2 separate regions of the Homo sapiens genome follow, and region 2 is linked to region 1. The links are chromatin contacts, found by Hi-C or POLR2A ChIA-PET in ENCODE. All regions are on one chromosome and are shown on one strand. Each heading gives the region's core, a stretch centred on a gene start or an enhancer-like site at or near the end of the contact. The rest is flanking DNA. Distances are from core to core; before and after follow the strand shown. Region 1 overlaps TMEM260 (transmembrane protein 260). Region 2 overlaps OTX2-AS1 (OTX2 antisense RNA 1).

Evidence for each region. Hi-C counts contacts between places; a loop is a spot of excess contacts on that map. ChIA-PET counts read pairs that join two places held with the same protein, here RNA polymerase II (POLR2A). Pooled maps may share reads with other maps.
Region 2: a map of Calu3 shows a loop between it and region 1 (2.0-fold over the local background). The contact joins two enhancer-like sites. A Hi-C loop is called at or near these places in 11 of 168 maps with a recorded cell type or tissue (Caco-2, Calu3, GM12878 and 8 more), 10 of 37 single-sample maps with no recorded cell type and 13 of 50 pooled maps. POLR2A ChIA-PET finds 5 or more read pairs at or near these places in 1 of 52 experiments (activated naive CD4-positive, alpha-beta T cell).

What each region holds. Positions count from the first base shown.
Region 1 is chr14:56,647,581-56,653,348 of GRCh38, forward strand. TMEM260 (transmembrane protein 260) reads left to right here. Exons shown (of 16, transcript NM_017799.4): 16 at 1-1,935. Among named protein-coding and RNA genes, the nearest start is that of TMEM260, 71 kb to the left of the region's middle. RefSeq lists an enhancer at 804-1,481. Within about 2 kb of position 2,688, at least 5 of the 41 ENCODE cell types and tissues checked have a DNase peak (open chromatin) inside an H3K27ac peak, as active enhancers do.
Region 2 is chr14:56,882,818-56,888,897 of GRCh38, forward strand. The region is part of intron 1 of OTX2-AS1 (OTX2 antisense RNA 1); the gene reads left to right. Among named protein-coding and RNA genes, the nearest start is that of OTX2-AS1, 73 kb to the left of the region's middle. Within about 2 kb of position 3,799, at least 2 of the 41 ENCODE cell types and tissues checked have a DNase peak (open chromatin) inside an H3K27ac peak, as active enhancers do.

The DNA.
Region 1 (5,768 bases), core at 1,438-3,937:
GCATAAAAAATTTAAAACTAAGTCATCTCCCAGATATAAGTATCATGGTCCAGCAGTACTGTTTAATGGGGTATTCAGTGACTAAGGTCTGCTATTTATGCAAAATTCTGTTTATCCCGTGTTACCAAATTACCATTTCAGTGAGAAGCTTTTGAAAAGTCTTCTGACTTCCAGTCTTTCACCAGATGACTGCACTGGATTAGATTCTAGAAGAGAATGAACCATTTTCATATAACTAAATATTGGTCATGAACTGTGTAAGGGCCATGCTTATTGGGATCAGTTTTAAAGTTAAATTCTTTTGATATTAATACCAGACCAAAGACATTTTCTGTTTCCTGGAAAAAAAAAATGAATCATGTTAGGCTTTAGGTGAGAGTACATTTTTTACAAAGTAGCTATAGTTGTTACATAGTCTTACACTTCAAGCTAAACACCAAATGGGTGATATTTTGAAAAAAGTTTGTGTTTTACTGTCTTAGATCGTTCTTGGAAATCACTAAAAAAAAAAAAAGTTAATTTGATGTTTGCTTATTTCAGTTGCAGAAACTGGCGAGTAAAAAAGATTTTGCATTTACTTAATTAATTTTATATTTATGTTTTATTTCTATTTGGACTCAGAGATCTAGACCCAATAATTAGTAGGCTCCTGCTGCCAAAATGCAAAGGGGAAAAAAAGGCAGGGATTGGGGGGGATGGGGAAGTGGCCCAATAAATTCATTTCTGTTACAAGCATCTTTTATACATATTACTAAAGAGAACATAGTAAGAAATGCAAATAATAGTTCTTTATTTTATTATGACAGTTAATTAATAGCAACCTGTTTTAATGAATAAAGTCACTCAGAGTCCTTCAGCACTTCCTAAGTAGAGGCCAGAATCTGTAGGGCTTCTTTTCCCCCCAATTGTATAGCTCCTAGACTCCAAGCACTATATAGGCCCCTGTATAGAAATGCTCACTAATGAAGAGGGAGGGCTAGAAGCTTGTCTGCATTCAAAGATCACTGGTGAGTCATTCAGCAAGAAAAGGCCCCTTACCAGGAATAGTCACAGTTCCGTGGCATTGTACTAGCAAAAGGGTCTGATCAAAGGTCTCCTGTGGAGCTTGCATGGTTCCCTTTCATACTACGACCATAATTAAAACCACTAATTCTCTTTTAAAATGCTGCAGGATGCCATGTAGGCATCTGTCTGGAGTGTCCTTTGTGATGTCATAAGCTGTTAAGGACCAGTGCCGAGGGCTTTTGAGTGAAATGCCAGTCATGAAGGTGCTTCAAGACAAGGGTGCCTCTAAAAGCTTGACAGGGCCTTGACTGCACAATTCGAGCTGAATTTGCCCCTTGTCAGCTGCCAGTAAATAAATCTCAAAGGGGGAAAAGCTGAAGTTTCATTACCTGATCCATGGGGCTTTGTTGGTTTTGGCATCACACAGGGGAAGCTCTTGCCCCTCCATTCTCTGGATTTGAAGATGTCCATTGGAGCCTGCAGTGCCTGGACAGGGTTCAGAGCGGAACCTTTTGAAGAGTGTCAATAGTTGTAACAGTTCAGCTGTTAGGAAGACAAATAAATGGAGGAGCTCATTAATCCGCTTTTGGCTCTCAGTGCCTTTTGCCCTTTTATCACAGCCTTATTAGGCTCCTACTCATCTTGAACCAGAAAAAAATGAATTGAAGTTGTTGAGTACTAATTGGCAAAGACTTTTAATCATGGGCCAAGAACTTTCACTGACTTGAAAGTAACTTCTCCACAGGGAAGGACCAAAAACCTGGTTTACCTTAAAACAAAAACCTGTTGGAGTTCAGCGTGGTGTAAAAATGTAAGGAAGCATTGATAAATTGTCTAAGTTTATCCATTTGAAAGAAATTGTGTAAGATTATGATATTCTCTTTTCTTTAAAAAAAAAAGTACAATAAAATTCAAACATTCCTTAGGAAAGCATTGTCTTTATTGGTTCAGAAAAGAGATTGCACATATGCGTGGTGGTTGTGTTTGTTTCTGAACATCTATACACAGATATGTGAATATTCATCTCTGCATCTACATACGCATGTGGTGTTTGAGGAACCTTATTAAAAGTTATATTTCCTATTAGTAGCCTTAAGAATGGCAAATGAAGACCTCTTTTTGAGACTGTCTGCTTGTAAAAATTTTTTAAATATGTGTCTGTACTATAGAGATATGTGTATGGCTGAATGTGCTTTGTGTATAGATTATTGTCAAATGGTACCTAGATTATTCTATATGTGTGCAACAGTGACTTTGGGCCACTCTCTCTTTGAGAAACCAATGATATGATGGCCCGGAGTAGATAGGATCATAATGATTTAAGTTTCTAAAAACCACTGGTAAATGAAAAACTAGTAAACTGAGCTGAGATTTAGGGATGTTGGGCTTCATTCCCAGATGAACTACTTTGGAGAATCCTTTCCTTTCTATTAGGTGAGGTTAAACAAGTTGCTTTCTTTTTCTTTCTCTTACTTTCCTTGGCTAGTGTACAGACTCCATAAAATCTGATAAAAGGGGTTTCCTGTAGTCTGACCCCCGACATTGAGGAGACTGTAATGGAGGTGACTTCTCATGCAAGATTTGGCCAGCGTTCTAGCAGTGTCCCGGGAGTGCCATGGTTTGGCAGGAAGACAGGAACCCCACAAGGCCAACTTCTGCCTGGACTTCGGCCTGAAGAGCCAGTGGGAGCCAGTGAAACTGTCTGACTCTCCACATGCGTCAGGGCCCTGCCGCCCTGGCACCAAGGCTGGCACGCACCAGAGGGCAAGTGGAGAAGCGGATGGTGGCTCCCATGTTATCTGACTAACCACTGGGTGGGCTACACTCCCTGTGCCCCCGCTGTTGCCTCTGATAGGAGTATGCTTGGTTCTTGGTATTGACTTGCCTTTTTTTGTTGTTTTTTAAAAGCACCCATTTTGTTCAATGCTTCTGTTCTGTTACTCAAAATGTAGCCAAAATAGAAGGGAATCAATTACTAGTGTATTATTTTGAAAGCTTCAAACAGAAATTGTGAAATGTTATTTCTGCTCATATTCTTAGTGTTTTCTCTTGGTAGAATCATAATGTTTAGCCTTTATGATATTTAAAACCCATTTTGAGTGTTAGGTTTATTTTTATGATACTCTGCCGGTAACTTTTAAGTCATCAGGCTAGGATATGAAGAGTAGTTTTTTAAGTTTATGTTTTAAAAGTGAAATATTGTGAATCTTTCATCATAGTTCTCATCAATATCCCTCAGAATTTTTAAATGTTAATGCTTTAATATTTAGGAAAAATTTTATACCAAAGTTGAAAAAAAATAGAATCCTGTTACTCCCGACTTCTGGTGTGTTTTATAAATGCATCAACACAGGATATTACTTAGAATTCTGTTCTAACTGGCTTCAAGTCTTATGGTTAGTTAAAGAAAACAACTTCAACCCAGTAAGAGATTCACATTTTGTTGTGAATGCAAAACCATTCTAATGCTGATACTCACAAACAAATAAGTAATGTTTCCAGGGATTCTGGGAACATCTAAAGGCCAAGATCTTGGCACAGCATTACAGAGCAAACAAGGAGCTAAAGCTTTAGCAGTGATCATATTCAATGAAGACATCATTGTCAGCACCCTCTCAAGGTCTGTTTGATTTGGATCAGCACAGACAGTATTTTTAAAACAGCCCCAGGAATAGTACAGTGTGCTTACTCAGCTATAGAAAATTAAACAGGAATATATCCTGAAAAAGGGGTTTTTCAGGAAAAAAAAAAATTCTGATTGCTCTTCAACAATGTAACATACATTTGATGGAAATTGTATGTACTAGAAAGATTAGCTCATGCCATATTGGAAAACAAAAAAAAGGTGGTGATGCCACATGGGAAGGACAAGTAGCGTTTCCAGCACTGTACATGTGAAGCCAACAATTATTGGCCTGAAAGTGGAGTTCTCTGACTCTTTGCTGCAGATCCAAAGTTAGATGTGAGGGTTAATTTTCAATACAAACATTGCGATGATATTACAAGGTTGAGAAAGTTACAATATAAAGGTCAAGACACAAAGGCACAATTATGGGGCTATACTCCTATCCCAGTGATCCAACCTCACAGAGTAACTGCAGAGTTGCAAGTCTTCTGGTACATAGTTGCCATTAGATGAGGATAAGTATAATAAAAGATACATAGAAATAAGCCAAATCTAAGGTTTAACCATTTCAAAACTTTAGCGTATAAGAAGTATAGGGTGAAGTACAATAGATGGAAATGGCATAAAATTTTTTAATCATTAAGTTCATAAACGTTGCAAACTAATAAATGGAGATTATGTCCTGTTTTTAAAATAACAAACCATAATCATCTTCTATTTAGAAGTGTTATCTGAAAGGGTATTTTTTGAAATGTAACCTTTTAAAGAAGGTACTTGATATTTCTCTCAGCTAAATGAAATATTCCCTTAGATAGTTGAACTGTTGAAGATATCTTTAATACCAGTGATGGTTGTTCACATATAAAAGTGTGTGTGATTAAAACTGAAAGGGGAACACTGCTTGGAAAATCACACCCAGTTTTCTCATCCTTGGATTATGGACCTAAGTGAATCACCCATTACCCTGGATCCTTGAGTATCAGCTAAGACACAGGAATTCAGGGCCGGGAGTGGTGGCTCATGCCTGTAATGCCAGCACTTTGGGAGGCTGAGGCGGGTGGACCGCTTGAGTCCGAGAGTTTGAGACCATCCTGGGCAACATGGTGAAACCTGGTCTCTACAAAAGAAATACAAAAATTAGCAGGGCAAGGTGGCATGCACCTGTGGTTCCAGCTACTTGAGAGGCTGAGGCAGGAGGGTCCCTTGAGCCTGGGAGGTGGAGGTTGAGGTGAGCTGTGATTGCACCACTGCACTCCAGCCTTGGTGACAGAGTGTCTCAAAAAAAAAAAAAAAAAAATTATTATAAAAACTCAAGAGCTTTTAAAAATTACTCTTGCAAAAGCTACAGAAACTTTAAAGAGGATTGTTTATAAATGGAAAATGATTCATTTATCAAAAAACTAGGGTTCCTTAGTCTGACAGGTGAAAGTTTTCAAAACAGTTCGTTCTTAAAAGCATAAAAAACTGAGTTCAATTATGCAGAGCTTAAAACAAGCAACTTCACTGATAGAGAATACTCGTACTTAGTGTTTGTTTTTACTTAGAGTGTCATAATTTTCCCCTAAAATTATAGCATATTCATTCAATATGTGGCTTGTATCTACACAGTTAAGTTTCTCTTTCAGTGATTAGAATTTTAGCCATTAACCTATGCAGTCGCCTGTATCCACCTGGAGGCAGTTCCTCCAGTTGCAGGATTGTGCTTATTTAAACTGATTGTCAAACTGTGGGTCATGAAGTCAATTGAGTGAGAATTGACCAGCTTTTTCATAATGAAATAGAATTAAAAACACCACCATGGGCCGGGCGCGGTGGCTCATGCCTGTAATCCCAGCACTTTGGGAGGCCAAGGCAGGTGGATCACCTGAGATGAGGAGTTCAAGACCAGCCTGGCCAACGTGGCGAAACCCCGTCTCTACTAAAAAATACAAAATTTAGCCAGGCATGGTGGCGGGCTCTGGAGCCTGGGCAACAGAGCAAGACTCTGTTTCAAAAAAAATAAAAAATAAAAAAATACCACAATGCATTCGAGGTAACAAAGGTAAGTATTGTTTCATGGAACCTTCAGTTTCATTTAAAATGTGTATGCACATATGCATGTGTGTATAACATATATGTCATATATGTGTGTATGTAA
Region 2 (6,080 bases), core at 2,549-5,048, 240 kb after region 1:
TGCTACTATCAACCTAGTAAGAGAGTAGATTAAGAGCACATTGTACTTACAGAGGCCAGTAAAGCCTAAGGTATTTTTTTTGGTATATACACCACAGAATACTATTTAGCCATATAAAAGAATGAAATTATGTCTTTTGCAGAAACTTCAATGGAACTGGAGGCCATTATATGAAGTGAAATAACTCAGAAACAAATACCACATGTTCTCACTTACAAGTGGGAGCTAAATAATGTGTACGCATGGACATAGAGAGTGGGATAATAGACAATGGAGACTCAGAAAGGTCGGAGAGTGGGAGGGGAGTGAAGGATGGGAAATTACCTAATGGGTACAATGTACACTATTCAGGTGACAATTACACTAGAAGCTAAGACTTCACCTATGCAACATATCCATGGAACAAAACTGCACTTGTACCCTCTAAATCCAGGAAAATAGTTTTTTTTAACCCAAGATATTTTCACAGCTTTTTTTTTTTTTTTTTTTTTTTTGAAACAGAGTCTTGCTCTGTCACCCAGGCTGGAGTGCAGTGGCGCAATCTCAGCTCACTGCAACCTTTGCTTCCTAGGTTCAAGCGATTCTCATGCCTCAGCCTCCAGAATAGCTGGGATTACAGGTGCGTGCCACCACGTCTGGCTAATTTTTGTATTTTTAGTAGAGACGGGGGTTTCACCGTGTTGGCCAGGCTGGTCTCAAACTCCCAGCTTCAGCTGATCCACCTGCCTCGGCCTCCCAAAGTGCCACAGCATTTTTTTTTTTCAGTAATAAAAAAATTGGAAGATAGTTAAATAATGTGGCTTATCCTCTTTTTATAAAAGGAGAGTAGATGTTTTTCAGCCCCTGATTTTTGTATATATCTGGCATCCAAGTTGATGTAACCTATCACTTGCTATGAACTTCAGCCTTCAGATCTCTATTTTTTTGTTCCTTCACCCACATTTTTGTTAGTTCTCTTCCTAACATCTTTGGAAATCCAGTCAGGGTTAAGTTCAGCAAAACCATGTGTCGCAGGAGAAATGGTAAAGGATCAGGTTAGCAGGCTGCCCAGATGAAGCAATAAATTTATCAAGAAAAAAACTGCAAAAATCATGGGTAATGTGCATAGTATTTGCCCTGATAAAGCGTCTGACACAAGCCTGTGGAAAAGCAAACACGTTATGTGCTCCATGTTCATGTGGTTCAGTTAAGCAAAGAAGAGACAGGATCTTCAGAACCAAAGGATGTGAAGAAATGGAGCTTTTTTTCATCACAATTAGCCATCAGGGTGGAAGCCAGTTATTACCAATATAGTAGATAGAATCATTCTCTGCATCAGTAGAAGTCTTTATGCCCTGTACAAGGGGCATTGTGTACTGTAAATAATTCAACCATAATGCAGCCATGGAGAGAGAGCCATCATCAGTAAGAAGGATTCAACCCAGCCAGCTACTGGCTTGTATTAAAAGAAGAAATATAATGAATTGGGAAGATGTTGAAAATTGTAGATGTATTTGCTTACAATTTTTTTTTCATTAGTAGAGGATAATTTTTGTTTTCTGAAGCATTTGATTGAATTAAAGTAGCTCTTGTCATTAAATAATCTTTAAATTAACCTTCAACCATGTATCAGCAGCTGTAAGATAGAAACAAATGCATTATGTATTACTGTTTTGGATATTAGTTCTGAAAAAGCCAACTATCATTCTCAACATCAAAGAGCACCCCTTATCAAGGACTTGGCTGATAGGATAAAGCACTGGCTATTTACCTTATGACCTTGGTCCCAATCCAGATCATATTGCCAATGAAAGGACGTTTGTGATCCCAGCCCCACACAGATAGATGGTAGTCCATATCACCAAGAACACAGATTGGCAAAACTGGCATTTTCCTGCTTAGGAGAGACCTAAGACAGAAAAAAGTCCAGAGCCGTGGAAGTGAAAAAGCATCCCGCTCATACGCCATCCTAGAGATGGCAGTCTTCTCAACTGGACGAGGTGGCTCAGAATAGCAAGCTGGGGATGCGCTCCAACCTGGCTTGCAGATAAAGAAATCTGTTTTCAGAGCTTGCAACTCGTCCAAGCCTATTTTTCAAGCCAACACCTCCTCTCCAAATTCTCCCCTCCCCCATCCCTCTCCTTCCAGAAACAAAAAGCAGAAGGATCTTTAGGTTGCCATTTGTAGAACTAGGTTGATGGCTTTAATCTTTTTAAAGGATGATTGCAACTGAGCTGATATGTTTCAGACTTTGCTTTTAAAAAGGAAGATTAAAAATAGTTAGATATTACATTCTCAGTATAGTTTTTTAGATTACAGAGTTAACAATTTATTACAATTATGCCTGTAGCATCACATTCTCAGGAAGGAGATATACTCCATCAACTGTAGAAAAAACTACACTAGGTAGAAAACTTTTCACTGGCTCCATATGAGTGGTTTAACATTTTAAAAATATATACTTAAAGTCATTAATAAAAGATAATGTAGTTTGTATTTGACATTTGCATTTATTTGATAATAGATACTATAAATATTTCAATGTGTAATATCTTATTTCAGACAATTTCTCTTTGCTTCTATACATTTGACCATTTTTATTTTTCATTCTATTAGTTTACTAATTTAGTCATTCCTAGTCTTTCCAAGAAACATTTTAGTGATTGTAAATAGTTAACATATATTATAATTATACTTATTTGATATTACAAGAAGGGAGGCTTCCAACATCTGGTCATACACCACATCCTTTATTTCCAAATAGAGCTAGAGAACAATCTCTCTTTAGCTGTAAGTTAGGATACTCAGCCAGGCAGGCAATGTGAACTTCTATGATACTGTTATTAGAAGCATTTAAGAGCCTATTCTACATATATGAATACTAAATAACAGCAGCTATTTTAAAAGTGAATGCACATCTCCTGAGTGGGGAAAGGGGCATTGCTATGTGTTTATGTTTCTACTAAAGGAAAACTTCCCTCACCCATAAGAATTAAAGATGACTAGTACCACCCACATAAGGGGAAGTCCATCTATTCTTGTTCTATATACAATACAAAGTGTGACAGCATTGGAGCTTCAGCCTAGCTCAACTTGCTCAGATGGCTCAGGTGGTGGGCTTGAAGGAAACTCAGGTTGGGGAGGTTGTCAGGACACAGAAAATTACATGGAGCTCCAGGCATTCCAATGGTCTTGTCTGGGAAGCGGATCCGTTGATTTTCCATGAGGCTGTTTGTCCTTGGTGCCTAGCATTCCTGTAACATCCATTAGGCTAAATTGGCTTCTCTTACATGCACAGAGGGGAGAGCAGATGAAAGGATACAAATGCAACAGACTTTTATTGTCAGCAAACAAAAAAGGGCACATATGTGCCAGTTTATAAATTACTGTTTTCATTAAAAAGGAGTTCAAAAATCAGGTTCCACTTATCATTGTTAAAACCTTAAATTTTTTTTAGCTGTATGATTTCATTATATGAATTACAGAACAGTAATAGAGTAATATTACTCTTAAGCCAGCTCACTTAAATTTAAGACATTCAAGACCCAATAATGCACTAGGTTCTTTAGTTCAAGTTATGCAAATAATATACATTTTTTATTCGGCTTCCCACCAGGTTATACATGTATTATAAACACAACAAAGGCCCCTTTCTTGTACAATATATTACTCAGAAGCTGGTGAAAAATAGAAGCCAAAATATTGTGAATTACATTCTTTTAATGGTTTGGCTTTGTACTACTGGCTGACATATTTTAAATGCTAAAGAGAAGCTGAACTGGAAAGAGAGAAATGTTGACTCACTGTTCTCTACTACTGTTGCCATTCATACTGATGTTCTTCAATGTCTAAATCAGATTATTATCTTTGTTTTCTTTAGAGTGGAACTAGTAGATCCAGCTTTGCTACATTTGGAAAATCAGCAGGGGGAATGGTCATCTCAAAAAGACAAAAATAAAAGAAGGGACTGAAACTTAACATAAATTACCATGGCTGTCCCTGAACTCAGAACTGGAGAGAACCTTTTTATTCTTTTACACACAGCTTATGATGGAAATCAATACGGATTATTTCGCAAGCATTGTTTCGTAAATATTTAGTATAGTTGCCTAACGTAATTCAGACACTTAAAAAATACAGCCGCTGATGTACTAATTCCAGTCAGGCATTACAGTTTTTAAAAAGCCAAAATTAAAAAAATTAGAACTACTGAACATCTTCTGATGAAAACGATAGTCACAGACTTTGCCCCAAAATTTATGCACTAAATAGTGAGATGGCTCTGTGCTCTTCCGCAGATTTCCACGTTTCCGTGTCTGCCCAATATAGTCAACTGGTAACTAGATCAAGTGAATAAAATAAAGCTAAAAACATTATGGATTTTTCTAAAAAGTGAACAGGAACGTGCTTCTGTGTGTCCTGAAATACACAGATTAGTCCCATTATAATCTCATACTTAAGAAAAAAATTCATTTACTAAGGGAACATTACTTGTTTACACTGGGCAAATTGAAAACAAAAATAAGAAAAGTGGAAAATAAGAAATGCAGTCCTTTAGCTTCATGACGTAACATGAGCTTTGTGGGAACAAGAGAGCATTCCTTTATACTTGTATGCAATCTGAGCTCAGTGGCTTTGAAAGCTCTGAAGTCCTCCACAAAACTCTTTCCTCCCTTTTTTCCCTCTTAAAAAAAAAAACACCTCAACTAATGTATATAATCTCATCAGCATTTCTAACAGAAATTCTCACCTCAAATTTCTTCCTGTGTGAGAGTAGAACCAGTCTCTGGAGTACTTGGCAAAACACCCGAGCCTCTTGTTTAATTCAACAAGTGTGAGTTGTGCTTCTCCTGAAAGCATATAGCTCTTTATACACGACAAAAAGAGCCACAGTGGATGGCAAGCAATCGTGTTTTAAGATGATGCATCATCTGTTTGGATGCTGCCAGTCTTCCCCTGGATCTGTAGATGGCTCCTTTCTTAACAAAATGTAGGCACAGAATTGCATTTACTGTCCACAGTGATGATGTGAAAGATTAAAAAATTGCCCTCCATCAGATTGCTATTAAGAAAAAAAAGACTGTGAGGTCAGAATTATTTCTTAATTGCATTTCACACCTGGTTAAGATAGTGTATACAGCTGCAAGGAGATGAAAAGAATGATTGATCCTTGAAGAGAATAGGTAGAGTAGGCATTGGAAAGCTTGAGAGCAAGGCACACTGGGGTGGAGTGAAAAGCAGAAATCACTTTTGGTAGAATTAATTTCTTGCCAGCATTTGAAAAAGAGGAAAGTGGCTCTGGAAGCAGCCTTCATTCTCCAATGCTGACTGCAAATCCCCCACCAAAACAGTCTCACTGTAAACAGCAGATATTTTAGATGCAATTAGACTTCCATGTGCCATGCACAACAGCTGGGAAGAGTTTGCAAAGTTTTCTCTTAATTTGAGCGGAATCCTAAAGAAATAAAATATCCTGACAACTTTTAGTGTTGTCTTGTGACTTTAAAAAAAAATCAGCCTGTGAAGTATCACTGCTCTGTTTTAGTCTAATGCTACTTCTATCTTTTATCCTTTTTAATTAGAAGGCAAATTCTCAGACCGCCAGGCCTAATCCCTACACAGTGGAACAAAGCCCAGCAAAGCCTTTGAACACTGTTCAGCCGGGCAGCACAAACCCTAGTAACTGTTGGCAGTAGGGGCAGGACTCTGACCCTCATCTCAGCCATTCTCCTGCAGCTCCTGATGCTCCCTGCCCTTCAGAACCCTATCTGTTGTTCTTCTGTTTAGACTGAAAAGACAAAAGAGGAGACAATGTGGGAAACCTAGAGGATTGGCTAGGTAGGATGCAGGGAGCTAGTGACGGATAGGGGCAAGTAAATGGAGTTTCACGGGAATGGACACAGTGGGGAGAATTGGATCACCAGATTAGGTCTTTAGGTTCAAGAAATTTCTTCATCCCTCACTAAATCTTTTCATGGACAATGCCACTTTTTAAACAATTGTTGCATTTCCAATTACTCCAGGAGTGTTCAAACAAATGCCCCAAACCCTCCATGAAAAGTTTGCTCATATTTTAAACTCGCCAGATGAAAATGAATAAA